Regions from separate parts of the Mus musculus genome. Here region 1 is linked to region 2. Evidence: chromatin loops called from intact Hi-C (ENCODE). Cell type or tissue: gastrocnemius. All regions are shown on one strand. Each heading gives the region's core, and the rest is flanking DNA. Links, peaks and the distances in the headings are about the cores only. Region 1 holds the start of Hectd2os (Hectd2, opposite strand). Region 2 holds the start of LOC115489052 (a small nucleolar RNA gene).

The links. A loop is a pair of places that touch in the nucleus more often than their neighbours do. Peaks named below come from ENCODE experiments on the same cell type or tissue, not always from the same donor. Only the 100,000 strongest peaks of a DNase experiment are listed, where the experiment ranks them.
Region 1: it touches region 2 in a loop (6-fold over the local background); 2 of 42 quality-filtered maps call a loop at or near these places.

What each region holds. Positions count from the first base shown.
Region 1 is chr19:36,678,968-36,695,652 of GRCm38, reverse strand. Hectd2os (Hectd2, opposite strand) reads left to right here and starts at 6,174. Exons shown (of 5, transcript NR_033510.1): 1 at 6,174-6,414; 2 at 9,986-10,126. In gastrocnemius, for the core only: no CTCF peak of the experiment used is centred there; DNase peaks (open chromatin) are centred at 7,363 and 7,518; H3K4me3 peaks cover 2,333 bases; H3K27ac peaks cover 7,643 bases.
Region 2 is chr19:36,768,126-36,784,810 of GRCm38, reverse strand. It overlaps LOC115489052 (a small nucleolar RNA gene), which reads left to right and starts at 741; the gene lies at 741-881. In gastrocnemius, for the core only: no CTCF peak of the experiment used is centred there; DNase peaks (open chromatin) are centred at 9,091 and 10,562; H3K4me3 peaks cover 265 bases; H3K27ac peaks cover 5,139 bases.

The sequences.
Region 1 (16,685 bases), core at 3,939-11,938, 87 kb after region 2:
AACAAAAAAAACCCCAACCAACCAACCAAAAACAAAACAAAAAGCCCCAAGCAACAACAACAACAGCAGCAACAACAAAAAAAGAGAAAGAGAAAGAAAGTACCCAAGGATCCAGGGAATCTTTTAGAAGCTTGATCAGTGTGCTTAGTACAGATAAAAGTGGACCTGTCTTCTAGTTCTATGCCACAGGAAGTCAACTTATAACTTACTTCCCTCCCTTATTTAACAGTGTAATGTTGAGGGCTGGAGAGATGGCTCAGTGGTTAAGAACACTGACTGCTCTTCTGAAGGTCCCGAGTTCAAATCCCAGCAACCACATGGTGGCTCACAACCATCTGTAATGGGATCTGACACACTCTTCTGGTGTGTGTCTGAAGACAGCTACAGTGTACTCATATAAATAAAAATAAATAAATAAAAAATAAAAAACTGTAATGTTGGATAGGAACGTCTTAAAAACAACAGCAACAGTGTTTACAGAATTATTCACAATCTTCACCATAGAATCCAAAACCTGTATGGCGTCTTTATTCGTTAGAACCTTGAGCTAGAAAAACACCACAATACCCTTCAATAAATGGATGGATAAGTAAACCATGGACCTTCTAGAATGTTATTCCCCAGTGAGGAGGAGAGAGCCACCAAGCCCTGGGGAACGGTAAATGTGTACTGCCAAGTGAGAGAAGCCAGTGTTGCAAAGCCACACACTTTGTGCTTCCAACCACGTGATATTATAGAAAAGGTGAAGGGTCAGCTGTTGCCAGGAGTTAGGGGCTGGCTGTGCTCAGAGGGAAACTGAGCAGTTGAGAGCAGTGGACGCAAGTGTTCTGGCAAACACAGCAGCGCAGCACACAGGAGAACAGATTCATAGCGTAGACTGACTTCAATGAATACAAACTCATCTTTTGCAGTGATTGGCTGGTAACCAGTGTCCCATAGCGATGCAAGGCGCTACTGTCTCCTCAGTTTATCTTCCTAGTTTAGCTCGACGTGTGGACTTGCTGTATAAATTACGTTTTCTTGCTTGCCTGTAACCCTTTCTTCCTCTTTCTTTCTCTGTGTTTTAGATGCTGGCAGGAGCCTTTGTTTGCTTTCTCTGGTACTTGGGGCTTTTTCATTCTCTCCAAAGCTATTTCCCTTCTGTGATGTGGCTGTTGTTCACAGGCCTAACTCAAAGGGTTTGGATTTCTTTCTACATCTCCTTCCACTAGGTAGCTGCTGAAATGAACAGTTTTCCTGCTCTGCGATTTCCTCTTTAAATTCTAATAAAATTGTTCTTTGAGCTTCATATTAAGTCCATTCTTAAATTCTTTTACTAAAGAGATAAGAACCCTGAGAAGGAGCCTTCAATTTATCTGATAACATTTTGTATCCCGGGTGGGACTTCTCCAAATTTCTGATGACAATATCACAGTGACCACCCAGTGGCTGTCATCTCCAACAATCGTTTACAGAGAAGGAGAGGGCATCCCAAAACCGCTGATAGCTCATTGGAAGATTGAAGCAAGGCATGGCAAGTATTACCACGGCGCGCAGTGGAGTACAAGCTGTGCGGATCATGGTAAAGACTAGGAGTCCTTCCATGTTCTATATCCCAGAAAGTAATGTGTTGGAGCTCAGCAGCTTTTATACATAGACATGTAAGTGGATAAGTCTTCTGTTAGTGTTGGCCTTGTAAGAACGTCAGAGAGAGAAGGAGAGAGGGGGAGGGGGAGGGGGAGGGGAAGGGGGAGGGGGAGGGGAAGGGGGAGGGGGAGGGAAGAGGAGAGGGAAGGATGGAAGAGTGGGAGGGAAGGGAGAGGGAAGGACAGAGGGAGGGAGGGAGGGAGGGAAGGAGGGAGAGAGAGAGAGAGAGAGAGAGAGAGAGAGAGAGAGAGAGATCCTTGGTGACCTACTTTCTCCAGTGGGCTCAGCTAGGGTTTCTCTCACCTCCCAAAATAGTGCTGCCAGCTGAAGATCAAGCCTTCAATATAGGAGGTCATGGGGCCATTTATTCCGTATTTAGTTATAACACTAGCTTTTTGCTCACCATTTATTCTTTCCAGGATCTATTGTCCTCTCTTTTAAGAGTCTACCGTGGTCATAAGACATTCTAACCATTATCAAAAAGAAAACAATGCAGAAATTACTCAAAACACTAAAAACAGTGCTATAATTTGAGCTAGCAATCCTGATGTGGGGGCATATCATACATTCCAACGGGAAACAAAGTCGGGCTGCTAAAGAGGCTCCTGTACACTCGTGTTCACTACAGTGTCATTCACAATGGCCAAGAAATGAATGGGTGGAGGAAGTGTGGTAGACAGGAACAGTGGAATACTGCTTAGCCATCCAGGAACACTGTCCTGCCATTTGCAGCAATGTGGACGGAACTGGAAAGCATAGCAATGAAAAAGGAGAAGCAAAATAACAGCAACAACAACAAAACAACAACTACAACAATCCTGGACAAGCTCAGAAAAACAGGGTGTACATGATCTTATTTGTGGAACACAGAAAAGTGCTTTCATGGAAATTGAGAGTAGAAAGTGGCCGAGGCTAGGCAGACTAGGAGGGAGAGAGGGGCAGGGACATAGATGCTAAGCAACAGATAGAAGTAAGATGCTATTGCACAGTAGAGTGATGATGGACAAGAATGCTCTGTGTATTGTAAAGGGCTAGACAATGAACATTAAAAGTGATACATGTTTGAGGAGATGGACATGTTAACCCTGATTTAAACACACAATGTATACATGTATCAGACGTACACTGTAGCCCACATACATTTTTAATGTTTTTGTCTTTGGTATACAAAGGGCCCTAACTCTTCCTTGGAGCAAGAGAGCCTTGGATTTCTTGGAATGGGATAAAAGAGGAAGCAATTGGGGAAAAAAATGTGCTCACCCTTCCTTCCTTCCTTCCTTCCTTCCTTCCTTCCTTCCTTCCTTCCTTCCTTCCTTCCCTCCCTCCCTCCCTCCCTCCCTCCCTCCCTCCTTCCTTCCTTCCTTTCTTCCTTTCTCTTTCCTCCCTCCCTAACTCCCTCCCTCCCTACTTTTCTACCTTCCTTCTTCCCCTCCTTCCTCCTTTAGTTCCTCCATCCCTTCTTTCCTCTCTCCCTCCCTTCCTCTATCCTCCCCTCACCTCCCTTCCCTCCCCTTATTCCTTCTTCCCCTTCCTTTTTTTTCTCCTTGCTTCCCTCCCTCCATCCCTGCTTCCTTCTTTCCTTTCCTGAAAATCATCCTGAAACCCTGCAGCTGGGTCATCCTGCCACACTAATTGCTACTGTCAAGTAACGTAGCTATATTTATTTTAAAAATGGAACCACTTCTTATTTGTTTGTTTGTTTGTTTATTTATTTATTTATTTATTTATTTATTTATTTATTTATTTATGTCCCTTCACATTAGCTCTGGCCCCTGAGCTCTCAGCAGATGCTCCATAGCAGCAAGGGTTCCAGTCAGTGTCACTATATTGATTTAACAGCAAGTCCAAAGTCAGCATGGAAGATTGAAGCCACGTGCAGTCAGGTTTGCCCGTGACTCCATCAGGTGAGGAAACGTTTGCTGAGGTTCACTTGGGAGGCTCCTTTGGTCCATCACAGACGTCCACAGCAGTCCACTGTCTTGTTCTTTTATTGGGTGAGCACTACCACCAGATGAGTCACTGGCTTGCATTTCATGGTTACAGTGGGTGAAAAGTACTTACCTATAAGGATAACGACTACCTTTAGTGGCACCTGATGGATGGATAAGATGGATGTGAGGGGACTTGTTTCAGTGACAGCAGATTTCTTTTCTTGCTTCCACTCAGGAAAAAGAGCTATGGAACACAGCGCCATCATACCCCAAGGAGTTGAAGGCACTGTTTTTAATTTTCTCTTTTTTTTTTTTCTGACCCTCTCTGACTCCATCTCCACTCTCCCAAATGCACACAGTTGACTTGGAATATGAAGGACTCTTGCACATGTTGTAAATACCTACCTGTTCTGTGCCAGGGCTTGGGGAATTGAACCAGGCTTCCTACCAGTTGCCTCCCCGTCTTTCTGCTCACTCTGATGGCATTCTCTTGAGGCTTCCATCTCCGACTTCCCCTGTTGGTTCTAACTAGTATATTTGTTTTGTTTTTATAACATTTTTTTAAAATCCTAAACCAGATGACATAGCTTTTTAACTTATTTTAAACTGTATTGACTTGAGTCATGGCTTTGGGTAATTTGATCTTGGCCCAGGCTCCCCTGTGGGACTGAGCCTTGCTGCCTAGGGGTTGGTGGTGACAGCTGGAAGGGCCCTTGCTTTCCTGTGATGTAATGAATCATGAGACTTATGTGTCCCAGCCTTACAGGTATATTTTTGTCAACCTTCTTGGAAACTGAAATTTGTGCACATATTTCTTTTTTTCTTTTTTCTTGGATGTTTTCTTTATTTACATTTCAAATGTTATCCCCTTTCCCGGTTTCCCTACCTCAAAGAAACCCCCTATCCCATCCTCCCTCCCCCTGCTTCTATGGGGGCGTTCCTCTATCCACCTACTCACTCCTACCTCCCCACCCTTGATTCCCCTACACTGGGGCATCTATTGAGCCTTCATAGGACCAAGGACCTCTCCTCTCATTGATGCACGACAAGGCCATTCTTTGCTACATATGCAGCTGGAGCCATGCGTACTCCTTGGTTGATGGCTTCCTACCTCAGGACCAGCCCTTCTCTGCTGAGTACTGTCTGTGAGGTTCTTTCTTCATGATCCTCCCAGAACTATAGTGATCAACTGAATAGCTTCATGCCCATTGCTTCTTTTAAGGGTATAGGAGAGTTGGAGAAGGCTTTGCACAAACCCAGAAGAAGTTGAAACATTAATTCTGCCTCTATGGGACCCAGCATGGATTAATTACTCTCTCTGGGCATTTCTAAAGACCCCTCACTGCAAGGTGGACTTGAATCACCTCCCCGCGGGTTGTTATAGGGAATAGGATTGTAGGAAAATGCTTGGACCACATCGGTTACAACCGCCATGCCCAGTGGAAGCAAGGGATGTGTTAGGGAACTGAGGTCACCTCTCTCCTGGCAATCAGAAGTGGTTTCCCTTTACTGTGTGGCTCCTCCCATTTTTTTGTACAGCACAGTGGGGGGGATGGTTCCTATTCTGACCTGTGGCTAGACCTGGGTGAGCCCTTGGTCTCTCAGCCACAGTTTTCTTGATTATAAGGTGAAAGTAACAATATTTACTGCTTATGATCTTGGGAGAAAGTAAGATTCAGTAATCAGGGCAGTGCCTGGCTCAAAATAATTACCTGCTATTGAGTACACCCCCCTTCTTTTCTCAGACCATATGTTCTGTGTAGGCAGAAATGTTTCCAGATGACCCGTGGCCCAGGGATGGGCCTGAAGCTGGGCCACAGCAGCTAGCAAAAGGAAAAACAAGTCCCCCTTCTTCTCCTGGTTCTCAGTGGATCTCATTTGAAGAGTATAACATTAAGGTTCCATAACAATTTAGAAGATAAACAATCCCAGAATAGGTTCCTACAGCATTAAATAGGGCAGTTTAAAAATGGGTCACTGTGGGGGAAACGCAAACAAACAAAAGCCTCGCCTGTGTTATACAACAGAGGCCCCTGGGGCTTTGTTTGCATGAGAAAGCAGCTCTGGAAAGGTGTACTAAGGATTTCAAACCAAAGGCAGGTAAGTTTGTAGCAAAAATAGTACATAAATCTGCTTATTAAAAAAATAACGTTCCTATAAAAGTTACCGTGGGACTCAGTTTCCCCTTTTCCAGAGTTTGAGAGCTGGGATGCATGCATGGGCCTCACAGGGTTGGATAAAATGTTCCAGGATTTTCATAAACACTGAGATGACACTGGCATTTTAAGCCAGAATAGACCTGGATCTGACTTGATTTAAAGGCATGGTTGGGTTTTCCCAAGTTTTTGTTTTAGTGTTATTTTTCCATCATGTATCAATGGACTTTATTTTGATCAAATCCACACTTTTTCTTTCCCACTAACCCACTAACTCTTTCAGGGTCCCTCTCCTATCCCTTTCCAGGGTAGAATATATGGATATAGATTGTATTTTTTCTCATTTCCCCTGCTGCCCTAGGCTGTCCTCCATCCTTCTGTCTTGTTGCTAATTATCTTGTCCCTCCATTACATCTCTCTCTCCTCCCCCTCACAAGTCACTGCAGCCTACAGCTATGGTCTCTTCCTCTTTGTGCATAGCTTCTGCTGGAATCTTTGCACTCACTCTGCCGGTGACATCGAATGCTATTATTATCTTCTGCGTGCTAGTGAATGAATTAACTCAGCAAGCTCTTCCTGACAGCTGTGATAGCGTGCCAAGCACTGCATTAGGGACTAGGGGTGGGGATGATGAAGGCAGGGGCTGCTCCTGTAGCTGAGATCTGGGGTTGACCTTCGGAGTCAGTGTGAGGAGGTCAGAGGTAAGCATGGCAAAGGGGTTCATGGGTCTGTGACAACAGGTTTCTACTCAGTGGGAGGGGAGGAATGGGTGGGAGGGTTAGGTCGGTTTCTGTGTGGAAGAAGTTGGACTGTTTCTTCAAAGGTTGCCTAGGAAGGGTGAGAGGTTGGGGGCACCAAGGAGATGGTGAGAAAAGCAGTGGACAGGCTAGTGAGAAAAAGCTTGGAGTTTGCTTCCATGTGGCTGAGATATATGGGAGACTGGGCTAGACAGACAGGGCGGAGCACAACCCAACAGAATAACACAACACAACATAACACAGCACAACTGCCAGTATGCCTTTCTCTTTCTGGGAGAAATTCTCTATCTGAATTGGGAACAGGTCCCAGGGTGGCTCATAGGAGGCCAGAAAGGGTACTTACTGACTCTTTTACTGAGAGAGTGACTTGAGGATGCCACAGCAAGAGAGTCTCTGCTTTTGAGATGACTATGGAAGACTAACTATGGCCAGATTAGTAATACCATGTGACACAGACAAGGTGTTGTGGGGCCCTTGGGAAAGAGCACTGACCCTATCTCAGGACCAGGGAAGGTTTCTTCGAGGTGATATAGGCTGATCAGCCATCCTGACTCTTGGAGTTTATACAGTGGAGGAGGAGGCAGAGGAGGAGGGAGGGAAGAGATGAGGGGGAGGAGGAGGAAGTGGAGGAGGGAGGCTGGGGAACTTGGAAGAACAGGGAAGAGTGAAGCCTAGCCAATGTGCAGAAAGATCTCCTGTGCTCCACCTCTCTGAGCTTCAGCCTTCCAGGCCCAAGAAACAAAGCTACAGACTTTGGGGATCCAAGGGACTTTGAAGTAGGCCAGAGAGCAGCCTGAAGAGAGATCTGGCTGGCTGTGTATAGGCCTCTGGTCTCTCTTGGAACATGGGCCTGTTTTGCAAACATAGCAACATGGGCCAAGTACGTGGGTTTTGGCACTAGTTGGGCTGACCCAGCTCACTAAGCAAATAGTGGGGGAGTTTCTTCCTTTTTCCTTTGTAAACTTCAATCTTCTCTGGGCGCATAATTTATAGAATTCCAGAGAACTCCATTTTTGGCTTTCTTCCCAAGAAGGAAAAGCGCCTCACATTTTCCACACACTCGTCCCAGTCCGCTGGCCTAGAGCCAAGACTTCTTGTTGAGGCTGAGAAAAAGATGGTTGCTGTTCAGGGTTAAGGTAGTCAGCGGGGGTGGGGTGGGGGTGGGGGAGCTATACTACTACTCCAGGGATAGCTGCGGTCATGTGACAGGTAAGTATTCTTCACAATAGTCCTGGAGTGGAGAATAGATGTATCAAGGTTCAGGGCAAGAGACTATGCAGACAGCGGAGATCTGCTAAGGACTGTGCAAGGAGTCTCCCTGACTCCCAACTCTCCATAGCTGCTTAATGTTCACCAAGCACTTTCTTGTCTCATTGGATGAGGTGAGAAACAATCTCTACCTCCTCCCGAGTGTACCAAAAGGGAAGAACACATAGGACCAAGATTCCGATTTAGCTGCTCAACTCCAGCTGAGTTGCTAGGTACACGGAACAACAACTTGAAATCAGCTGCCTTGAGATGGAAAGCTTCTAGGCCTTAGGTGGTGGCTTGATGGGGGTGCTTTCCCTGAGGGTTCCAGGGATGCTTTGGGTGAGCAGTGCCCACCATGCTTAGCCCTCCCTTGGCAGGATTGTGCCTGAAGAGTTATCAGAGTCTTGAGTCCCAGAGACTTGGCTGGGATTGTCACCTAGGTATTTTGACTGCCGCCTCAGCCTTTTAGGTTGTCCCCGTTACTCTAATGTGCCTGTCAGGCTAGTCCACCCTGTGCAGATGCTGCCAGGTATGTGAAGCTGCCCATGTATGCTGGGCTTTGAGATCTAGGCTGGCTGACAAATGGGTTGCCTGGAAGTCCAGTAGGGCAATCTTTAAATCCAGATCCCTGCCCGCTCCGTGTGAGCGAACAGCGTCTAGAAACTGCACAGTTGGTGAAACCTAAGCTTTCGAACATGAGACGTTCTCAGACGTCTGTTTCCTCTTATAGTCAGGGGAGAGCATCCAAATCCCACTCTATTTGTCATTGTCATTGCTGCCCTGAAGGGTCAGGATACACTGCTCTTGGCCTCCAGACACTTGGCTCTGAGCACCGATTAGCCTTAGGAGTGCTGAGCTCGGATGCATGCAGTAGGCACTCAATAATGTTTGTAGAGAAGGAGTCAAATTGTGTCCCATGACAGACAGGCCTAGGAAAGGCTCTATGTCATCACAGTACAAAACAGCACGTCCCCTCCTTGTGGGCCACTCAATGCCCCCACGTTACAGCCCTGACTATTTCCTCAACGAAAATTCTACACCCTTGTAACAAATTTCTTCTGCTATCTTCCTGGAGAATGGCGGCTGGCTCTTTCTCTTTGTCAGTTCTCAAACTGATGGCTACCTCTCAAAGGCCATTCTTGTCAAAAGTGGTTCCTCTTCACCCACGAAGGTCCTGTCTCATTCTCCACGCTCATCTTCATCACCAAAGTTACTCTCTGTTTTCTCCATGACTCCAGCATAAGCTCAATGGGTAGAGACCTTTCTCATCCCCTGTCACTGTGGATCCCAGTGACCGGCATATAAACACTAGGAGTTCAAGAGTTATTTGTTTATGGATGAAGGAAAAAAGATAATGGGATCTGATATCTCCTACTCACAGAAGATGAAGTGAAGCTCAGGGTTTAGAAGTCTGATGTAGATTTGCTTGGACCAGATCTCAAAGCTGTGAGCTCCCCCCCCCCCCCCACTAGCTTATTCTTCAACTTGGATGGGTCTCTGGAACGAACACAGAATCATGGCTTTCCTTACTAGTTTGGAACGAGGACCATATTGTCTCTGGAGAGTAACAGCTTGAAGGAACCCTTAGAAGCTAAAAGACCACTCACACACTTAGGCTGACAGTGGAAACACGCCAATGTATGTACACTGAATGATGATGAGTTGGGATGAACGAATGTACGGCAGTACAGAAGCATATGAAGTGACGTCAGACCACCAGGGACACGGGCGGACCGCTCATCACTGTTGGTGTGAGGGGAGGCTTCTCTTGAGATTCTGACGGGAGAACGAGGAGGCTCTTGAGGATTGCTGTGAAGCTCAGGGGCCTTCTCCAGTACCCGATCAGTAAGGGCTGGTTCTGTCACTCCCAGAAACTGGATCACTCTGGCTGAAGACTAATCTGCTTCCATGGCTCACTGACTCTCACTGCTTTTCTTATATTTATTCCACAGAAGATGACGGGCAATGAATCATACCAAGCCACAGATGAACCAGTGTGCTAGCTCCGGTAGAAGGTTACTCAGGGCAGTAAGAAGCTATTAATAATTATTAGCAGTCGGTGCTTCATCTAGTCCACACTACCTATGTTCCAATGTATGAAAGGTTTAGATGTATTACTTCAATTAGATAAGGCTGGAACTGTCTTTTTAAAAAACGGTATTTAATAAAGTTAACAAAGCAGACCTTCAATCGTATGCAAAGGAAACTATTTTTACTTCCATTTACAAATGAAAAATGCTAATGAAATTTTCTTCCTGTTTAGAATGACCGATTTGGGTTTTAGCCTACTAACTGATCACTGAGAGCAACCCCATGAACATGCTAAGCAGGATTAAATTTATCAGTGTTGGGACAGCTCTGTGGAGTAGCTGGAGCCATCCCTGCGTTTGCCGCCGGGGTTAGGGTAAGTGATGGTGTACTTGGTATTATTGATTGGCAATTTGATTGTGCTTTTGTAGAAAATTTGTGGAAGTTCCCACAGGAAGATCTCACGGGGAAAGCCTGAGATTTGGCCTTGAGCTTTGTGGTTGTAGGATAAGAGTTATTTCGTGAGACAGAAAATGCAAAATAAGAATCCTCGTTTATAAGATTTTATTTTTATCAGAGTATGAGTTGTAGCTGTTTAGTGTACTCATCAGGAACAGACGCCTTCCACAAGTCTGACCCATATTTCCTGTGTGCAGCTTCCCTCCTAAGTCCAAGATGGCTGCTGGAGCTCCAGCATTGCATGCAGGTCCCAGACAGCTGAAATAGGATTTTGTTGGTTTTTGAACTCTCCTCCTCATCCCCTGTTCCCTTTCTTTCTCTCTTATCCTCATATACCAACCCAGGGCTTCACAGTAGATGTTAGAGCCCATTATATTTCACATCTGTTTTTCTAATGTATAACTGCTCAATAAGTGCTTATTTCTGATGGTGAAGAGAACACCAGACCCTTCTTTGTGATCTAGCGTCTAGCACAGGTTTTTACAGAACCAAGCAGGAGGCAATTAGATGGATAAGGTGGTTTGGTACATGAGCAATAAGAAGGGATGGTGACTGTCCTAAACTGGGGAGCAGAACCTGCTTGAAAGTCATTATCTCTGTGCCTTTAGTTGCCAAGTGGGAATATAAGATATGCTTTCCTATTAATTAACAAATAGATTAATATTAATAAAGTAATAACTATTTATTAGTTAACAGATTAATTGTGTGGGGTACACAATCAATTAACTAATTAATAGACTGATTGATTGATTAATGTGTTTGTATGTGTGTGTGTATGTGTGTATGTGTGTGTATGTCTGTGTGTGTGTGTGTATGTATGTGTGTGTATGTGTGTGTCTTTGTGTGTATTTGTGTGTGTGTATTTGTGTGTTTGTGTGTGTATTTGTGTGTTTGTGTGTGTATGTGTGTGTGTATGTCTGTGTGTGTGTGTATGTATGTGTGTGTATGTGTGATGTATGTGTGTGTCTTTGTGTGTGTGTATTTGTGTGTTTGTGTGTGTGTGTATGTGTGTGTTTGTGTGTGTGTATGTGTGTGTGTGTGTGTGTGTGTGTGTGTGTACATGACACATGCATGAAGGTCAGAGTGTTACTTGTAAGAGTTGGTTCTCTTCTTCCCATCATGTAGATTCTAGGGATCAAACCCAGGTTGTCAGTCTTGGTGACAAGTGCATTTGTCCACTGAGACATTTCACCAGCCTGTTTTGATTTTAGAGATACAATCATACTACGCCACCCCGGCAGGCCCAGAACTCCTGATTCTCCTTCTGCTGTAGCTTCTGGAATGCAAGCATGATAGGCGTATATTCCACATTGAATTAGCTGATGATTAATTCAGTAGAATATGGAATGCGATAGAGATTGATGGTTGAGTAGATAAGTTCGTTTTGCTAGTCACTTTGCTCCTCCCAGAAGACTAGATACAACATCTGAAATAACTGATGAAATGGAGACTTTTCTGTCTGCAGCACGTACTTGTCATGATACTGACTCTCATCTTGCTTTAGTTCTCTTGGGCTGGAGTCTATGCTACTTAGAGGCAGAGGTTGTCTTATTTATTACATCAGCCAGCCAAGCTCTTAAGAGTTCTCTCCATGTCCCTTCTTCTACCCTCACTGGGTAGAACACAGTCTTGTTCGCAGCCTGGGGAATTTATTGCCACTGAGAGGCAATTGTTCTGCTACGAACTAGAGTTCTTTGGCTAATGAAGAAGGAAGGATGACTATTGAGAAGTCCATAGGAACCTCTCTCACTTGATCCTGAAAATGATGGGGCCGTGTGGCAGGTTGTCATGGAATCCACACCATAGTAAGTAACATGAGTTACAGTACACCTATTCACTTATGGGTAGGACAATTCAGGACCAGAGTAGAAAGGAACTTCCTAGGAGCACAAGGTAGGAGAAGCAGCTCTTCTGTCCTATACTGACTCTTACATGTCCAAAGAGCAATAGTCAGCCATTGCTGGGTCCTCCCTGTGATGGTGGGTCCTCCAACAAGCTCCAAACTGGCACCATCTTACCCCCTTCCCTAATCAAGACTCTATTTAATGTCTTTCTCAGTTGTCCTTCAGCCCAACTATGGCTCGCAGTTTTCATCATAGGGAACAACTCCTATTGATTGATAGAGACTTCTAGGGATGGTCTTCCATGGATAATTTTGGGACATAGGGTTGGGGGGGGGTAGTGGAATAAGTACTGGGATTGATTAATGAGGTCTGTTGTGGTTATTGCTGAAGAAATGATGAGCCTTGAGTCTGGATTAATCTGAGTCCTGTTGACTTTTCCTTCAGGGGTGAGGGGGATACTCCACACAGATGTAACCTACAAGGTATCTGGAATTCATATAAGACATCCTGTTCCTACAAGCGAGGTGAACTCCTAGCTGTACTGAAGCCATCTGGAAGGGATGGGGGCTGAGGGTGTGATTGCTCGAATAACAGGCACTCCTGGCCATCTATTACCCAGGCAGCCCCACCTGATCCTGTCTTACATCAGAAAGATAACCCTTATCACCCCCTCCTTGAGCTGAAGCTATGAAACCAGATAGGAGTGGATTGTGATGAGTCCCCCAGAGTGACTGATAGGCCTCACATTCAGGCTCCAGTGACAGCTCTCTCTCTCAGGCCAGACACTAAATATATCTTCTTATGGTGACAAGGACAGGGTTAGGGAGCACATGATCTTTTCCAGTCACAAGGGGGAGAGACCCTGAGCGCTCTGACCTCAGAATCTATTCCTGAACTGGAGGCACAGTCCAAGAATAGAATTTCTGTATCCTGGTCAACTGTTCTACTTGGGGTCTTTATGTGGGGCACACTGCATCCCGTGGTGACAAGTGTGCAGGCAGCTGTGGAGAAAGGGGTGGGACCCTGAGGCATGCCTTGAGAGAACCCCTTGGTTAGGGGAGTGTTTCCTTCCAGCTGAGTGAGGGGCTATGAGGAAAGGAAGAAGCCAGGGTTAGTGGGGCTGGAGGAGAGAAGAGATTTCGAACACCCCCATCTGCTTCTGCAAGTCACAGAAGACACCAATCCAAGTCACTGTGTGATACAGAAGTAGAAAAAGAAAAGAAGTTTTCCCTTCTCTATTCTGTGTTCACATTCAGAAGTAACTGTACTAATCAGTTTAATGTTCTTTTCATAGTTTTTGCATATAGCACATCCCAGTCTCTTTCTCATACACATAAATAGTAGAGTAGTGTAGTATATTACAAAAGGCTATAAATAATTATAGATAGCTATACATCCTTGGGTCCTTTCTATAGGCTTTGGATTCCATCTCTGTAAAATGAACATGATAATATTTACCCGACACAGTCATTTAAAATATTAGATGGATGTCAAACAGTGACTAACAGAGTAAGGTTTTTATTTATTTATTTATTTATTTATTTATTTTGGCTTTTCAAGACAGGGTTTCTCTGTATAGCTCTGGCTGTCCTGGAACTCACTTTGTAGACCAGGCTGGCCTCGAACTTAGAAATCTGCCTGCCTCTGCCTCCCGAGTGCTGGTATTAAAGGCGTGCGCCACCACGCCCGGCCAGGGTAAGGTATTATTATTATTATCATCATCATCACATTTAAATATGAGCATATGACTTATGGCCATTCTAGTTACTCATTACTGCAAATAAATCGCACCAAAAATTGTGGCTTTAAAGATGTGATTACAATGAACAAATATTATCTCACAGGGTCTGTGCCTCAGGAACTTGGGAGTTGGGGGTACTAACCCCATAGGCTCTTAGATGCTGGCAGGGGCTGCAGTTCTCTTCTCTGAAGATCTAGCTAGGAATGTTTGGAAGCTTCTTCGAAGGTGGCCCACTTGTATCTGTTAGCAGGAGGCTTTTAGTCCTTGTCACAGAGATACTCTTGTTGATTGCCCCCACACACCCCCAAATAGGCAATATGGGAAAGAGAGAGCAAGAAGAGAGACATGTCATACTTTATGACAGTCTATCAAGTCCCATACCACTACCTCGTTCTGTTCCTTAAAAAGGAATTGCTAAATCCAGTTCACATTCAAGGGAGAGGGACTGAAGGGAACTGGTTGCAGAATGTGAACATCTTCTATGACCGCTTCAGAGCTTATCCTAGGCACACATGGTAACTGTGCTCCGTGCGCTGCATTGTCTTATTACAAATTGCTTTTTTCATTTACTAGAAAACCTTGGCAGCTTTCCATGTCTACATATATAGAATAGTATCACCCTCTGTCTCACTCTACGGTTGGCTTCACCCAGTTAGATTTAGAGACTTAAGTTTTCCTGTATTTCTGGCTGACACAGATGTTTAAAACAAGAACCTTCCTGGATGAAGGGAGGATGGAAGAACCATGGACCCCTTTAGTTTGTGACTAGAGAGTTCTGTTTTGTAGCCTTTCTCAGTTTGGGGTTTGTTATCTGAAAATGCCTGGTTCCTGGAAAGAGGGATGGGATTGGCTCTTATAGAATTGTGAAAGAAGAAAGAAAGACTATGGAAGGGTGTGGACTGGTCTGTGAGCCCCTTCATGGCAGCTGGAGGGTTTGTGTGCTAGCACCAGTGATACCCTCGTGCCAGGGCCTGTGCCTGGAACTCAGGAGGCATCTGGCCATTGAATATCCATACTTCCTTTGCAGCCCAGAGCACCAGCCTTTTGGAGAGTCCTGTCTTCATATGCATATATAACCTGAGTGGGAGGGTTCTCTGGACACGTAGACAGGTTCATCATCTCCAGACAGAAATACCTTTGATCTCTCTCTCTCTCTCTCTTTCTCTCTCTCTCTCTCTCTCTCTCTCTCCTTTCTGTGTGTGTCTCTCCCACCCCCACCCATCACTGGGGCACATGACACAGCAAAGCACTCTACAAAAGCTCAAGTGCAAATTTTATTGTCATCCTTTTCTAGCTAGACACTCTTGTGTAGGGTCAGGGTAGACATTCTTACATGGTATTCTTGCAGAGGATGACAGTAAAAACCTCCCACACGGTAAGAGCTGGATCCGGGCACATCATCCAGGCAGATGAAAAATAGCTCCTAGAAAGTGAAGTGGTTCTTTAGTGAAGTGGAGAGAAAATATGTTAAGAATCTCATGCTGATGTGGGAAGATCTTGAGGTTTTTTTTTTTTTTTTTTTTTTTGTTATTGTTTTTTTGTAGGAGGAGTGCAGAGCATACTGAGTTTATTAAATGTATTGGAAGGAGTGTTGTAGATATCTCTAGAACCAACTTAAGGCCACGTGTGGAAGAAAACCAAGGGCTGAATCAGCCCATTAAAAAAAATCAGAATTTTTGGATAAATATCACCAGGGCTGAGAGTAATTGTGTCAGTGGATGTACAGGTCTGGCATTTCCCTGTGTGAACTTACTTAATCTTCATAAAAACCCAGAAAAGTCTTATTTTTTTATTTAATTTTTTTTCCTGAGTCAGGGTTGCTCTGATTATCTTTGGTTGTCCTGAAACTTACTCTGTAGATCAGGCTGGTCTGGAAGTCAGAGATCCATCTGCCTCTGCCTCCTGAGTGTTGGGATTAAAGGTGTGTGCCTGAATTTTTTTTTTTTTTTTAGTAGAAAAATGTTTTCCTGGAGTTGGGTTTCAGTTTTTGGTCTTTACCAAGGAAGCAACTCTCTGGCCTTTCTTTCATCTCTTGCTTTACAATGCTATTTACTTTTCTGGGTTCTTATGAAGATTAAATAAGTTCACACAGGGAAATGCCAGACCCCTACATCCACTGACACAATTACTCTCTCAGGACTGCCACCACCACTGGCCTGTTGTCCTTCTGACCACGCCCACTCACTCTCCCCCTCCCCCCCACTGCTGTCCCCAGAATCAACAAACCAAGGTTCCCATGGCTGTTGGTTTTCTCTGTCATAGATGTTCCCTTTCAGTGAGCAGGAGGGAGGGATCACAGCTTTCCATTGCTCTCTTCTCTTGAAAATAGATTGCCTTCCTTTGGGTCTCAAAAGGAACATCTGGCAGGAAAATTGGTCTGGCTGTTTAGGCCCCAGGAGACAGGGGAAAGGTTGTCTGCATCCCTCTGCCTGGTTCTGCAATCATGTTTGGGGTTTCAGGGTTTTGCAGAGGTTGTGGCACCTATCTATGCTGCCCTACAGTTTGCAGGGCTGTGTGCTTTCTGTCTGCTAGGAAGAAATTAGATCCCGTCTCTATTTGTTCTTCTCTGAGTCTCTGAATGAAAAGGTTGCTGCCGTTCCTCCCCACCCCCAAGCCCCTAGGCTACTGGTGTCTGTTCAAGTCAACTCAGGTAGTGGCACACAGCCAGTGTGGAGTCCTGTCCTTTGGGTCTTCATGTCCCCAGCCAGAGTGGCTGTCTCACTAATGAGCTCAGTGATCCTGAAAGCAGCGCCTGCAATCACAAGGGATGCTGCTGTACCTTTCTTTCTAAAACAGAATTCCAGCTTTTGAATATTGCCATGACTTACACTGCAGAGACTAATAAATCAAATAAGGAATATAAGCCATCCACAGTCGGCTCCCAGTGCTGA
Region 2 (16,685 bases), core at 5,599-13,598:
GATTAGCATTCTGTAGCTCATTTCCTATCGTCTCAGACCCCAGTTCCCGAAATGTTCCTGGCTTTCCCAATCCCAGTGCAGAATACTCTCCCAATTGTGTTTGTAGCTCTCAAGTTTGATTATACATTCATGAACTATCTTGGGTAATGTTTTTTTTCAAGCTTAACCAGGTTTTGAAGTCATCCAGTACATTTTGTTATGTGGACACTCAGGCACTGTGCTCTGAACTCACACATATGCATGAATAGAGTCACCTGAACCGACACCAAGTGGGAGTTGTGATTCTGACCTTTTGGAATTGATGTCTCATTGTCGACTTTTCAATTTATCCCATTGCCTTGGCATCCAAAAGAGATAACAGGTATTCGCTATTCACAGCCTTTGTGGAATCCTAGATGTGTAACAGGTAGTTCACAAGTGTGAACATCTAATTATTTAACCAGCCGAACAATGCGTTATGAGGTGTGAGGATGCAGGGAGATGGATCTTGGCTAAGGCAGTGAGTTAGTCACTTTGCATCACTCCTGAAAGCACCTGAGACAGGTGCCTTAAGGGAGAAGAGATGTACTTGGGCCCATGACTTGGGGGGTTTTTGTTTATTGAAGGCTTTACTCCATTGTGGTGTAACTGGAGTGAGGCATAGCACCACGGTGATGGAAGGACCTGGTGCAGCCGAATTGCTTATGCCCTGGTAACCAGGAAGCAGAGAAAGCTGAAAAGTCTCAAAACAAGATACTTCCAGCATCCTGGCAATGGGTAAGAGACACCTTGTTGGTGGTGTTCTTATATAAGTCAGGGGCAGAGTGGATGGCAGTCTTTTGTTCATCCTAGCTTGATCTCTGGGATGGTGGCCAAAGCTGTTTTATGCCTAGCATATAAAAAAGAAAAAAAAATTAAGTCACTTCCAGGCAGCAGAGCATGGGAGGAGAAAGACAGACAGAGACCTGTTGACTGCCCATGTCACCCACAGACCTACACAGGAGAGCTGTAGACACCTGCTTGCCAGAGGATGTCACCCAGGGGCTCACCAACTTCATGCCTGCAGTAGGAGCCACCACAATGTGCAATAAGCGGGAGCCACCAAAATGTGCAATATATGGTAGACAAATGCAAGAGAAAGAGAAGTGGAGACTCGAGGGTGGAGAGGAGTAACCTGTTATGAGTGGCCAGACCCCGACCTGGGCCATGGTGAGGCCCCAGCCTGAGTTGCCACTGGGTGCCATGTCTCATATTACCACTAGAGAACATGGGGACATCCCTGGTTGGGGCAGCTGCCGTGGACCAGGTGGGTGTCCAGGGGCTGTGCAGAAGAGTTGAAGAGTTGGCTCCACCTCTCACAGGTGACACTGGGCTCTGCACCTCACCCAGACAGCACAGTGGTGGAGGTGTGGGTCAAGTGTCTCCCCTCCCCCCATGAGTGTGGGAGAGCTGGTCCTGGGGTCATGAGAGTGGGTGAGCTGGCCTTACACCTCGCCTGTGCAGCACAGTAGAGCTGCTTGCCCTAGTGGAGGGGGCGCAGGTGAGCTGGATGAGAGTGAAGGAGAGCTGGCCCTGCCACTCGTCTGCCGTGAGATGGCGTGGGTTGGTGGGTGATGTTACCTGTCCCTCACCCCTCACCCCCTGAGGCAGTTGGGAGAGCTAGCCCTGGGATCATGAGGGTGGGTGAGTTGGCTCTTTCCCTCACTGGCAGAAGCACTTGGGAGAGAGGTCCCCACACCTTGACTGGGCAGCACAGTGAAGCTGACTCTGGAGGCATGAGTTCAGGTGAGTTTGTCTGGAGGTTATGAGAACAGGAGAGCTAACCCTGCATGGGTAGAGTTGGGTGGCCTAGCTGGGCTAGAGCTGGAGATCTTGTCCTGCTGGTGCTGATAAGGGAGAGCTGGCGTTCTGACCCCTGAGCTACCACCCAGGCCCAGATCCAGAGCTCTGAGCTGACTCACCCCCAAATCTATTATCTGCGGATGGCTGGGATACATGAAAGGGTCAGAGCTGCTGATCCAAAGCTGCCAGATCTCCATGACAACAACAGGATAACTGGGAGGAGTCCCAGTGAGGATCCAATATGGATGGTGGCACAGGAGCCAGAGATCTCTAACCAGACCAATGACTCACTGAAATGTACAGAGGGATATACTCTGGGATGCTCTCCAGCTTCCACAACGAGATGTTTTCTATGCTTTGGGTTTTTTTCCTTGTTTGTTATTTATTTGTTTGTGCATTTCCAATTTTGGGGTGGGAAGGTTGCAAGGGTGAAGGGTGGATATGAAGAGATGGGGAGATGAGTGGGACTGGGGTGCATAATGTGAAACTCACAAAGAATCAATACAAAGTTTATAAAAAAAGAAGAGATAACTCCCAAATTGATGCTCCCAGCCACCTACAGGCCTCGCCTAAAAGCCAGATGAGGTTAACACACCCAAGATTCAATCATCTTCCAATAGCACCCTCAACTGTGAGCCAAGCCTTCTATAGGGGAGCCTTTTTTTTGTGTGTGTGTGTGGGTAATGCCCCACACATGGCCAATCATAAGAGCAGAAGAAAAGCCCTGTTAGACAGTAAGAGAGCCCAGTGATCTTGGATTACTTCCAAACAGGGTGATGCAGCAGTTACACGGAAGAGGTGACAGCAGTGTTGAGACTCATTGATGAGGATTCAGAAGAGCAGCAGGAACAGAGCCTGGTGTGATCTGGTTAGACCAACGGGAGGTGGGAAATAAACCTGGGAAGAGGGCAAGTTGATAGGCTGACGGGCAAAGTCTAAGTAAAAGCTCAGACTTGGCTTTAGTCTTTGCCTCAAACACCTGACAATGCAGAGATGTATTTGTTATGTCTGAAAGTCGTCAGAAGGTCAGGACAGGGGGCCATGTCTAAATCTTTCTTGAGCTGTTTCAAGGAGAGCCGGCTCTCTGCTTCTATGTCCACGAGTGGTGAATACTGGATATGTTATCTAAGCTACTTGCAAACAAAAAGCAAGGAGCTGTTGAAATCTTTGTCCAAACAAAGAAAACTGAAAATAATGCCAAAGGAAGTGGAAAAGCTGTGGTGATCTATGATTTGTCCTTAGATTGGGATAGCCCAATCGTATGTAATGGTTTGTCCTTTAGATTGGGATAGCCCAGTGGTATGTTACTTGAATGACCCGAGGATAGAGACCAGAGCCATTCACAAGCTATGGCTTTCTTAACCAAATACTATATTGAAAACAGTGGTTAATGGCAACTCACTAGGATGGCTTTGTACACACAGTTTTTATGTCATCATTTTATTCTGGAGAGTTACATGACATTTTTAAGCTCTCTGTTTTCAATTTAATCTTAAATTCTCTGGAATTGCTAGGAAGAGTGAGCAAAGATAATGAAAAAATTCTGAGAAATAAGGACATAATAGAAGTGGAGAAAATAAGTCAAACTTGGTGAGCAGGCTAGGCTGTTTGTCTAACCGTTGAGTCAAAGGATTGATTAGGTCAGATGAGAAATGCTAGAAAGACAGGGGAAAAAATTCCTGGAAGATTTGAAGGACTTTGGAGTTTCTGTGATTACCGTAATTATTTATGTTAAAACATGAGATAATCGTCCCTTATATTAAACACTGCAGTGCTCCAAGGGGTGGTGATGAATAGGCTTCATGCTTTGTCACTTAATGTTCATTTCTTCTTGGGAACTATAAAGGGGAGTTCATTTTTACAGTCTTGTCATTTGCTTTTTTCCCCTCTTGTAGCTAGATGAAAACATCACAGAAAACAACAATAGATCACTTGGCACATATATTTATTTATTCGTTAATTGCATGCATGATTATTGTGCACTGACATTAATGGTATGTCTGTTAGACTATAGTATGAGATGCAGGTTCACATGGCTGAAGAGACCTGGAGAGCACAGATCCTCCAGTAAAGGTAAGTAAGGAGATAAATCAATATATAACTCATGAATCCTTTTATGTCATGAAGAATGGGTTGCTTCATCTGAAGCAGGAGAGATCAGAAAACGAATGGACATCCGGGAAGGTCCATCGAGGCAGAACAGGCAACTTAGTCTATAGCTTGTGTCTGCTTTAATGTACACTCTGCTTTCTATAAGGATATAGGGTGATTTCTTGGTTGATTTCTAATTTCCTTGGGAAAGGAAATTCACTGGATAGAAGTGTTTTGTGTGCTAAGGTCTCAGAAAAACAGAAAAAGGACCCAATGACCTTTTAGAGGTCATTGTCCCATCCTAGGGAAGATCTATAGTGTGATGCAATCTTTAGCAACAGAACATGTGTGTGAGGGTATAGAAGGTGAGGTGGAGCTGGTGATTTTTTTTTTTTTTGCTTCCTCCCAGGAATCCCTGTGAGAGCCCCTCTTGGTTTAGACAAGGCTTTTTGTCAGCCTTTTAATCAGGCAAAGGCAAGCATTATTATAAATGGAAGGGCCGACTATTGAGAAATTTCACAACTCTGTACAGAAAATGAAGTTGTGTTCTCTAACAGCTGGAGCTTCTACTAATGAACGTGGTGACTCTGCAAAAAGATGATTTTAAAAAACACAGGGACTTAATCTAGCTCTTGGTTTATAGCCCAAGCACACAATAAACAAAAGCTCAAAGTTCTTAAGTCTGTACCGATGTACCCATCAGGAAACAGGACGCAACACTCTTTGCTTTAGATTGTGTCCCCAGCATTCCATAAACACATATTCTTGTTTTTAACAGGCATAAGCACTATGTTAAAGACTTCAATAAAAATCTTCTTGCCTTGGCTATGGAGAGATAGGCGAGGTCTTTGATTTTCTGCTTTTTCTCTGTCCTTGTGGATACTTGCAGCCAGATCTGATCACAGCTAATAAACCACAGATGAACTGGAATTACCTTTAAACCAAACACAGCTCTTTATGTTAGGCAATCTATTATGGAGGTGACTTTTTAAGTGCGTGAACAACTGTAGCATGGCTAAAGTTCGAGTGAGATTCCAAACTCATTAGTTGTATCTTAAACATGGTACAGATGAACATAATTCAATTTTTAAAACATTTGTCATGATAACAGTAGCAACTATTTTTCTAAGGAAGGCACTGGAAATGAGTAGAGTAAGACGTATTCTGCTTCTGAGCCAGAGGTCAGAGAAAATAGGGATTTTAGTCTCTACATATTTCTAAACCTTTCAAGACAAAACTAATCTACCCATTTTGTGGAAGTAGAGCCACGATCTGGGATTAATAAAAATTAGACTTATGTACTCTCTGGGATTCCAACATGTCATGAGAGCAGAATCAGCAGGTTTGAGCAAGGCACTCAATCTCTGAAGCGCTACATTTGGTCAGCCGGGTTAGTCCTGATTTCCTTCCCGTGTCCTGATTGGTTATGTTCTATCTCCAGTGCTCTGTCCTGTGGCCTTGTTGACATTGTGAGAGACGGTGAATTCCTGCTTCATTGTTGCTGGCTTTGCTGTGTGACTTGTCTTGAACAGTGACATGTTTTTGTAGAGACAGAAGATCAAAAATGAAAGCAAAATCTCCTTACTTTAACAACTAGGTCATGACTTATTGTATACCAGCATCTGGAGCATAGCTACTAAGGACCTGTGGTCTCAAGAAAGACATGCAGTGTGCTGTTGACTACTTAATGAGATAGTGAGATGCCTGCCTACCTATCCAGATATGAATCTTTGAGCAAATGGCCCAAAAGATAAAACCAAGTATCTTCTTGACTTTAATGGTCCTGCTTCTTCTCAGTGGTGTCATCCCTCCCTGGGGTTTGGCTTTTGCCTTTTACAATGAATTCCAACAAACTCTTTATCATCTCATGCCCATGTTGCCATCTATGTCTTTGTCCTTACATATGTTCAGGGACATAAGAATCTAGAAATCCCAGTGGGTGTCCTTCTTACTGCAATATACTTGTAGCTAATAGTCAAGTAGATATTAGGGTAGATGATAAATGGTACTGAAGAGGATTAAAGATACATCAAGGTAATACTGGCTCCAGATCTGCAGCATTCCAACTCTCCACGCTCAGGAAGTTCTATTAACCAACCAGTTTGAGTGTCTGTAGAATCTTAAAGTGTTTTTTCTTCTTTTTATTTTATGTGTCTGAACGTATGCTTGTGCATCACTTGCCAAGGCCAGAAGACGGTGTTGGAGCCCAAAGAATTAGAGTTATAGACGGTTGTGAGCTGCTGTGTAGGTGCTGAACACTGAGTCTGGGTCCTCTGCTCTTAACTAAGATAAGGCCATGTCAGTCTTATCTTAGAATCTGTGTCATAGATGTATTAGTTGCTTTTCTTGTAGCTATAACAAAATACTTGACAAAAACAACTTAAGGATAAGGGAGTTTATTTTCCATTCATGGCTGGCCATTGTTGGGTTAGTTGGACTGTAAGCCCCTCCATCTTCCATCTCTGTCTGTCTCTGTCTGTCTGTCTCTCTGTCTTTCTCATTCATTCCTTAAGCTCTGTAACTCTAGAGAACCCTGAAGTTGCTTTTCTTTGGAAAGCCAGTTGCATCAGATGGTGTTTTGCTGGGGCAAACACATGAAGGAGTGTTTTTCTGAAGCAGACACAGTTGAAAGGATGTTCTGCTAAAGCAAGCATGTGAAAGGACATGTGATGAAGGATTCCTTGCTAATGACATCCATGCATTAGTCTGTCTTACATGGCGTCGTTGAGCCTCTTTTGTTGGGATGCTATAGAGAGAAATGCACCAAAAAATCTTCTGGTGGTGTGCTGCAGTTCCTTGCTGCTTCCGCAGATTCAGGCCGACTGGCAGAGTGATGTCAACGGATACAGATTTACATGGAGTTCTGCTAAGACAGACTCACGTGCTGAGGCAAAACCCATGGAGGACATGTGATGTTTGGAAGAAGGATAAATAGGACTCAAGGGACTATGAGGGGCCTGCTGGTAAAGCTAGCTATGCAGTGCTTCTTCTTCTTCTTCTTCTTTTTTTTTTTTTTTCACCTGCCTCAGAGCTCACAGGCCAGACACAAGCTAACGCCTCCCTTTTATTTTGGTTTGTTATGAGCTCAGCTGAGGCTCAAAATTTCATGTTTAAGTAAAATTAGTCATAACAATATAACACACACACACACATATCCCAGAATGCCAGTCAACCTTAATTTTTTCCTAAATAAGGAATTTTTACAAATTATATGTATGTTCTATGCAACAACTGGACTGTTGGTTTGCTCTTATTTATACAGGAGTCACTCTTCCTTGGTAGCTTGTAATTTTCTCTGCTAGTTCTGGAACTACATGCAGACTGAGCCCCCAATTCTTTCCATCCACGTTCTGTCATATTACATAATCTCATTTTTTTCTTTAATATTTTTTATTACATATTTTCCTCAATTACATTTCCAATGCTATCCCAAAAGTCCCCCATATCCTCCCCCCCACTTCCCTACCCACCCATTCCCATTTTTTTGGCCCTGGCGTTCCCCTGTACTGGAGCATATACAGTTTGCATGTCCAATGGGCCTCTCTTTCCAGTGATGGCTGACTAGGCCATCTTTTGATACATATTATGCAGTGCTTCTTGGTCTTCATGGAGAGAGGCAAGGCAAAGAACTCGAGGCATCTCTGCCGGTCCTAATCCTCCTGCTGACTTGTGCCAACTCAGTTGAGGCCTGGCTGTTCCTGCTAGGTCGCGCCACCACTGCTGCTATCCTGACACTACTGAACTGGACTTCTGCTATATCCCTGAAGTGCTTTCCAGTGGATTGAGCTGCCGCTGCTGACCTGTGAACTGAACTGCTAACTTCCTGACAATCAATGCAGATGAGATTTGCTCCAAGGAATCATTTCTAGACAGTTCGATTTCCCCCATATTCTTTCTTTCCCACTGCCTCTGATGGATGATGGGCTAGATGGGAGGTTAAAGCATTTAAGAACCATCATTAAAAGTAGGCTTTGAAGCTGTAAGCAATAGGGTTCCTATGGATAATGCTGAATAGTGGTTGCGTTTGTTGAAGGAGTTGGCGTTTGTTGAAAGAAGGATGGCAGTGGATTGGCTGGCATCTGGGGCCTGCCTTGACTCCCGTGTTCCTGCAGCTGGCTTGTCCTTTGTCCAGCTCCCTTGGATTCACTAAGACAACATAACTGTCCTTATTGGCTGGCTGCAGATGGTAGCTCCTCAAACTCCCTGTGTAAAGTATAAGCTTGTCCTAAGGCTCCCACTGCATCAGTCCATGGTGTGGCCTGCTTTACCAGCCACACTGTACTGCTGGGTGGAACTGCAGGGTGCTTGTGGGTGTTGGCTGCTCCCATGCTGGGCTTTGATGTATCTGAGTCACCTCCTTTCCCACAGTTCCTGTCATGATGCCTTCCCCATGGAAGGTGGTTTTATATTTCTATTAGTATTAGTTGATCCCTTCAACATTTCCACTCACGTGTATGATCTATTTTGAGTGTATCCACCCTTCAGTTACCCTCTATTCTCTCCCTTCCCACCCTGTTTCTTTTTGGTCTCTTCTTCTACCCCAGAGAGTTTACTATCTTTTTTTTTCCATGACTTTAAAAAAACAAAAACAAAACCCCAACCAACTAGATTCTCCAAATGAAAGAATGCACGCAGCCGTGTGTTTCTGAGTCTGCTTGTTTTGCTTAACACGGTGATCTTCAGTTCCATCTATTTTCCTACAAATCCCACAGTTTCATTTCTCTGTACAGCTGAATTATGCTCCACAGTGTTACATATTATGCAGCCTTTGTCTGTTATTAGACACTTAAGCTGATTCCATGGCTGACCAATGAGAACAGAGCCACATATCACGTGGGTGTTGAATGCTGCTTTTAATTCTCATGGATATATATCCAGCTGGACCATATAGTAATTACAGTTTTAGATTTTTGAGGAACCTCCACATAGTGGCTAAACTAATGTATATTAATGTATAATATACCATAGTAGGTGTGTTTTGAGCAAAAAATTCTGTCCATATATCTAACGTCACTTGTACACAATGTTCCCCTCTGCCACACTTGGGATCCTATTTCTAATAGACTTTCCTATTTGATCGCCAGCTCTTAAGATTCTTCTTTTCATTTTATAGGTCAGTTAGTGCTGACATTGGGCAACATCTCCCAGTGCCTTGGCAGGTGCGGGTGCCTGGCACTGCCCCGTGCCACCTCTCCATTGGCAGGCCTTCCGGCCTCAGTTGTCAGGAAGCTCACTTGCTCCTTGAGAAACTTGAGATGTGGGCCAGACACGGTCAGTGAGACATGGTCAGTGTTTCTGCAGTCCAGAGTAGACTCGCTCACAGTGTCCCAAAATCCTCATCCCTAGACCAGCGGTTCTTATGAGAAAGAAAGGCAGAGTCTAGTTTCCCTCGGGGAATATTAAAGAAAGGCTTTGGGCTGGAGAGATGGTTCAGTGATTAAGAGCACTATCTATTCTTCCAGAGGATTCAGGTTTAATTCCCAGCACCCACATGGCAGTTCACTACTGTCTGTAATACTACTTCCAGGGGACCTGACATCACTGTGCAGACATACATGCAGGCAAAACACCAAGGCATGTAAAATACAAAAAAACAAGTCATTAGAAGAATAAAAAAGAAAGATTTTTGAAGATTTTGATCCTGTGTTAGTTTGTAAAATTGCAATTTTTTTTTTTTTTTTTTTTTGGTTTTTCGAGACAGGGTTTCTCTGTGTAGCCTTGGCTGTCCTGGAACTCACTCTGTAGACCAGGCTGGCCTCGAACTCAGAAATCCACCTGCTTCTGCCTCCCAAGTGCAGGGATTAAAGGCATGTGCCACCACGCCCGGCTCGTGTTTGGTTTTTTATTAATTTATTGTTTACAAAAACAATTACTGCATAGCATGTAGCTAAGTCTGTACCTAGACACTTGGGTTCAAATCCTGGTCCAGGCTTAGTCAGTTGCGTGATCTTTGATGGCTACACATGCTTCTGTGCTTCGGTTTCTAATCAATAAAATGGGCACCATGGTACTTCCTCATTGGATTTTGTGAAATTAAATATATCTCAAGAAAGAGCGTTGATTCTTAGAGCATTGTGATGGTTTGTATAAGCTTGGCCCAGAGAGTGGCACTATTAGAAGGTGTGGCCCTTTTGGAATAGGTGTGGTACTGTGGGTGTGGGCTTTAAGACCCTCACCTTCATCCTAGCTGCCTGGAAGCCAGCAATCTCTTAGCAGCTTTCAGATGAGGATGTAGAGCTCTCAGCTTTTCTTGTACCATGCCTGCCTGGATGCTGCCATGTTCCTGCCTTGAGTATAATGGACTGAACCTGTGACCTTGTAAGCCAGCCTCAATGAAATGTTGTCCTTTATAAGACTTGCCTTGGTCATGGTGTCTGTTCACAGCAGTAAAACCTTATGACAAGCATCGTTCACCATGCAAGAGTCACTACTCTCTCACCTCTGTGACTCTTTTCAGTGGGCTCCAAGTGCTCCTCTGCTGGTAGTGTGGGGCTTATTTAAGTTTTGATCTTGAATGTCACATGTCTTACCCGTGTCAGCTATATACGAGGCTTCTTCTGCAGATAACTAAACATTTCTAACTAAAAGGACCTGCCAACTCATGGCCAGACCAGATGGTGCCTTGGCAGTCTCTGTGAGACAGTATGTCTCCACTGAAAACCTTCTGCCCACAGGAGAGGCTCTTCCTAGCACCCAGTGTCCCACACTCAGCTTCAGGACTAGGTTGGTGCCTCAGCTTCCATGCTGATAACCGAGTGAGCTTCAGACACACAGGATGCTATCTATCTCTAATCAATGAGCCATTTGACTGACCAAGAGCCATTTGGCTGACCAAGGGCTTAGCTTTCCCTTTCTCTTTAAATTTCAGATTATGTTTCCCTATGTGACTGTGTTTTCAGCTGGCATGGCACACGTTGCCAATAGTTTCCTTCTCCCTGGCACAATGACATGAACCTATGTACCAGCACTCACCGTACCCATGGAGGGTTGTGCTAATCTCGCTCCTAAATATAGTTGTGAGTGTCACCACCCAATCTGTGGGTGATGTGCGCTTACCACCTGCATACCTTACCAACTTCACGTGTCATCTAATACTTCCCTGCTGCTGCCCTAGCAAGACCTTGGGGTTTAGGATGAATGGCCTAAAAGTGCCATGGGAGCTGGATATCTAGAAGCCAGGGTGCAGGCAGGTAGGATGTCCTGCTTTGAAGCCACAGGGAGCTTTGTGGGAGCCTTGCCTGTTACCCTGGGCCAGAATTCAGATAATGGTACCAAATGTCTTGATATTAGAAACTCATTTTGCATCCTACCCAATGTTGGCCTTATTTTAGGGCCACTAATTGTCTCTTGCCCAGCAATGGTGAGGTGGCAGACACAACATACAGGTGCGGGAACAGTCACTCGGTGCTTCTGGGCTTGTGCTGCTTTGTAGCATGACTGCAAAGTCTCTGCCTTGTCTGCACCTAGCAGCAGAGGAAGCAGCACCCAGCACCTTGTGTGGCTTCTAGGCATGATTCGCAAACGGGAGGAGGAGGCTTGTTTTCAGCAAAACATCAAGTCATTATGATGACTATGAGGAGATCTTTATCAAAGCATTCTGGGGGCACCGGTGTGCATCATTGAGTGCACACTATTTATATCTGGTGGGGTTGGGCATAGGATGCTCACTGACTGAGTTATTTCCAGGGCAATTGTTTTTCTAGTTTCTCTTCCTGCAAGAAGAAGTTACCCTTGCCAGTTGCTTGTTTAAGCACTCAATGTATCTAATTTTCTTGTGTGTGTGTGGGGGGGGGTGAGGAAATGGGGGTGCATGCATACATATGTGTCCATGTGAAGGACAAAGGACAACCTTGGCTATTGTATCTCAGCAGCCATTCACCTTGTTGTCTAGTTTGTTTAACTTTTTTTTTTTAATCACCAGTGAACCCTGGGAATTCACCTGTGCCTGCCTCTCAAGTGCTGGGATTACAAGGCTATGTCACTATGCCCGAGTTTTCACTTGGATTCTGGGGATCAGAATAAGGTCCTCTGCTTACTTGGCAAGCACCATACTAACTAAGTTACCCCTTGAATCAGTGTCTTGTCTTGTTTTAGTCTTTGACCTTCTAAGACAAGATTTCACAATGGAGGCCCTGCCTGACCTGGAATGCCTCTGTAGTTCAGGTTAGCCTCAGCTTGTGGTGACTTCAGAGTGCTCTCTCATCATGCCTGGATTTCTTGTGTCTTAGATTAGACAATGAACCTGACTTTCCATTGGATGGGAAAGAAAGGAAGGGATGAAAGTTATTCAACTCTGGGCACCCAGGCTGGTGGGCACAGGCTATTGGCTTTGAAATTCTCAAATTTTATCAGAGAGGGATAAAAATATTTAACAATTTTATTAAGAATTTTGGTAAAGACTTAAATTATTATTGCATCTATCTATCTATCTATCTATCTATCTATCTATCTATCTATCTAGTGTGTGTGTCTGTGTGTGTCTGTGTGTATTTGTATGCGTGAGTGAGCACACATGGCAAGGAACTATCAGAGGCCAGAGGAAAACTTTGTAGGTGTAAATTCTACCTTTCTTTATTGCGGGTCCTGGGGCTCTAGCTCAGGTTGGTGGCAGATGCCTTTACCAGATGAGCCTTCTTGCTCTTTGTAAAATTAAATTTTTGTATATAGTTGTTTTGTCAACCTGTGTGCACTATGTGTGTACCTGATGCCAACAGAGATCAGAAGCTGCTGTCAGATCCCCTGGACCTAGAATAATAAGTAGTTGTGAGCTACCATGTGGGTGTAGGGAACTTAACCCCAGTCTTCTAGAAGAACATCCAGTGCTCCTAAGCATTGAGCTATCTCTCTAGTCCCATAAATGACCTTTTAAGTAATTCTACTCTGTCAAGGTCCAGGGCTTGACACCCAGGTCCTGAGGTGGGGCACAGAGTCCAGGAAGGCAAGAAGCTGATGGCTTCTGGCTATTGGATTCTCTTTTGCTATTCTGAGGCCAAAAGCTGGTGGCTCATGGAACTTGACTCCTCTTGATAGCAGCAGGGATGAAGAAAAGAAACTTAGTTATGTGGGCTCTTTACTCTTTAACTCAGGGCTAGCAAGGTAAGTGGCTCATACAGGAGAGAAGCTCAGAGTTTGTTAACTGTGAGTCAGAGAGAAAAGAAAAGAAAGTCAGACACACACACACACACACACACACACACACACACACACACACACACACACTACACTGGCTGAAGCAGTGCCACTTTATTATTGTTTTCAGTGTTTATACCTTTGCAGATAAAGATTACGTCATAGCATTTATCAGGTAGAACTCTTACAGCAGGATCATTGGTTACATGGTTTTCTAAACACTTTTACATCCCGTAAGTTCATAGTAAGTTTAAAGCAATAGTTCACGTCATAGGCTGGTAAGGTTTAAGGAGTTACAGCAGAAATTGTTTACATGTCTTTTCATGAAGACCAGTACCAGTTTAAATATTCCTTATCTATTTCCTAGCTCCACAAGTTCATTATAAGTTTAAAGCAATAGTTTATGTCATAAGTTAGCAAGGTTTTGTCAAGAGACAATGATCGGCCTTACGTCTTATTTTGAAGTCTTGTAAAGATAAACTAGTGAATCACTTATTTTCTGTCTTTTCACCTACAATAAGGTGTCCATCCCCAGTTTATGACCCAGTTTATGAGATTGGTGGCCTTATTCCTAACCCAGAAGGAGTGTTTCCCTTGATTGTAAATTTTTCCAAACCTGTATTCTTTTCCTAGAGCAGACACAGAACTTGTTTTTGCAGTTTTTTATTCTACATGGGGCTTAAAATTACTTGAATAAATTCAGGAGTTCTATAAATCATTATCAGGAATTATAAAATCACTAATTCATCTAAACTGTATTATTACATGAAAGTATAACTTCATATTGATCCTCAGGAAATTTGCCCAATAGGGTGGGCAGATGCCCAGGAATCATTAGGCTGTAATAATGGCAGGAGAGGCAGAGCAACAGCAAGAAGCCATCTTGGCATGAAGTCTCTGGGATCCATCCCTCTCAGAGTGCACCCACTGAAGCCATGCAAAACTGTGGGTCATCTCTAGAAACATCACTTGCTTGTCATAGCCTTTCCTACATGGCTCTTGTCATGACTCCATACACAATTCTAAAAAAAAAATTGCAACCCCATAGGAAGAACAACAATGTCAATCAACCAGAACCCCCAGAGCTCCCAGGGACTAAACCATCAAGCAAAGAGTACACATGGTGGGATCCATGGCTTCAGCTGCATATGTAGCAGAGGATGGCCTTGTTGGGCATCAATGGGAGGTCTTGTGAAGGCTCTATGCCCCAGTGTAGGGGAATGCCAGGTCGAAAAGGTGGGAGTGGGTGGGTGGGTCGGGGAACACTCTTACAGAAGCAGGGGAAGGGGGAATAGAAGGTTTGGGTTGGGGGAACCGGGAAAGGGGATAACATTTGAAATGTAAATAAAGAAAATATCCAACAAAAAGGGGAAAAATATTGAAAACATGATTTCCAAACAATAGTTTTTAAACGAAGGAACTTTATCCCCCCCATAAGAAATCTTATACTAGACATCAGTTAGTAAGTCTGAAATGACAACACTTCTCAAGAGCATGAGTGAACCACTCTTCCCGACACGACCTTTGTTCAATGGACCACCTATTCCATTTAAGGTGGCCCTTAATGTTTCTAGAAGTATTTCCAAACCATGATAAATGACTAGGAAGCCAAGCAATCCGCCTTGGAGGAGTGATATGCTTGAACATCCACTTAAAACACTGCAACTTTTATGATATGGAAATTCATTTGTTCCTAGGAGTCTGTGCATTCTTATTTCTTACCCTGAGTAGGGTCCTCATCTAAAGCAAGAGTCCACAGAGTATGGCCTCTGGCTCTAGCATCCATGAGTGCTTTGTACAGATCTTCAGATCTAGGCACATGGAAGTGCACTGGGGGTTTTGATGGTTTCTAGAACAGACTGCTGTAAGTGAAAGTTTCAGAACTGTGAGTTTACACCATAATTTTCTTGCCAAGTAGATCTTCATTCCCATGAGGTGTTTTCAATAATTTCTTTCTTTTTAATAAAAAAAAAAAAGACCTTCCTGTTTAATGCTATATACCACAAAGGGAACGTATGAAAAAACTGTTACCTTTAGGTTGTAAGTGAGTCTGATACTACATTTCTTACTAGTTTTTAAAAGAAGATTGATGTGTATGTGTGTGTGTGCTTGATGTATGTATGTGTACCATGTGAATGCAGGCATCCAGGAGAACTCTTGAACTGGAGATTACAGGAGCTTGTGAGTTGTGCCCAATGTGGGTGCCGAACTGAAGCTCAAGAGCAGCTGCAAGAACAGCGTGCGTCCTTAACCTCCGTGCCATCTCTCCAGTCTTTTGCCAGCTTTCACGTGAGTAACAGTGAGAGAAGGAGAGTTTAGAAACAGTATTAAGATGCGAGGGGTTGGAGTCTGTTCTCTGGAGGATGGTGGTGATCAATAGGATCCTGTGTATCTGAACCTGACCTAGAACTCACTATGTAGTAAAGGATGCCCTTGAACGTGGGGTCCTTCTGCTGCATCTCCATAATGCCAGAATTACAGTCCGGTGTCTGGTTTATAGGAAACTGGGGATCGAACCCAGAGCTTCAGGCATGCTTGGCGAGCATCCGACCACCTGATCACGTTTTCATGGCTCATTGGCTGCTGAGGTCCATCTCTTGGCTTCCTGAAATCCTCTTGGAAGCAGCTCTGCTGGAATCAGCCAATCTGCCCACACTGCATTTGTTGACTCTGTGATTGCCTGGCCTTGCTGCTGGCTGCAGGCAGCTTTGGCTCCATGTCCTCTCCCCCTACACCCGAGTGGCATGCCTTACTGACCTAGACAGGTGTTCCCACTTCCCTAGTCTGAGTCTATGTGAGGACTCTCATGCTGTAAGTCCTCTCCATACCCCTAATCCTCTAAATGTGCACTCTACATTACAAACCCCCAACTCAATTCTTCTCTCCAGGCACAGACTCCACAGTCCCATGGCTGAGATCCATGCATGGTAACACAGTCAACCAACAGCAGTAGAGAAATGCTTGATTCTGTCCATCACTAAATGCGGGCTTAGAACCCTTGGAAGATTCTAGGCATGCCAACAGTGGGCTGTGTTCCTCTCTTGTGGGCCAACATTCCTCAACTCCATGCTGGGGACTGCAGAACTCTGAGTGACTTTGAGGTTCTTTTTTTTTCCCTTCTGGATAAAACAATAGAAATCAATTTTCTTGTAGTTCTGGGTTCTGGAAGTTCCTCGGTTCATCTGCCACTGGGTGCTGGATTCTGGAGAGTCCTTTCTTCCAGTCTTCCAGATAAGATTGCTGTCTTTTTGCCAAGTCCTGCACAGTCTCTGCTCTGTGTACACTTGTGGGGAAAACTGACATTCTAATATCTTTTCCTTATTATTTCTTTTTAACTGTTCATTTTAAATTGAGAAGTAAAAACTGCACAGTTATATATTTATCTCGGACAACATGATGTTTCGAAATATTTATATACTATGCGATGGCGACATTGACCTAGTTCAAGCATGTGTTAAGTCACACACTTAAATCTGCTGAGGTAAGAGTTCTCCTTCCTGAATCTGTCTTATCCTTCAGTCCAGTGTTGCAGCATTTCCCCTCAAGTTTCTTAACCGCTGACCGGAAAGCGATGGCTCCCATCCTCCTCTCCTGTCAACAGGCCCTTTCATCTTTTGGGGCAGGGATTAGGTATCGTGGGTGGG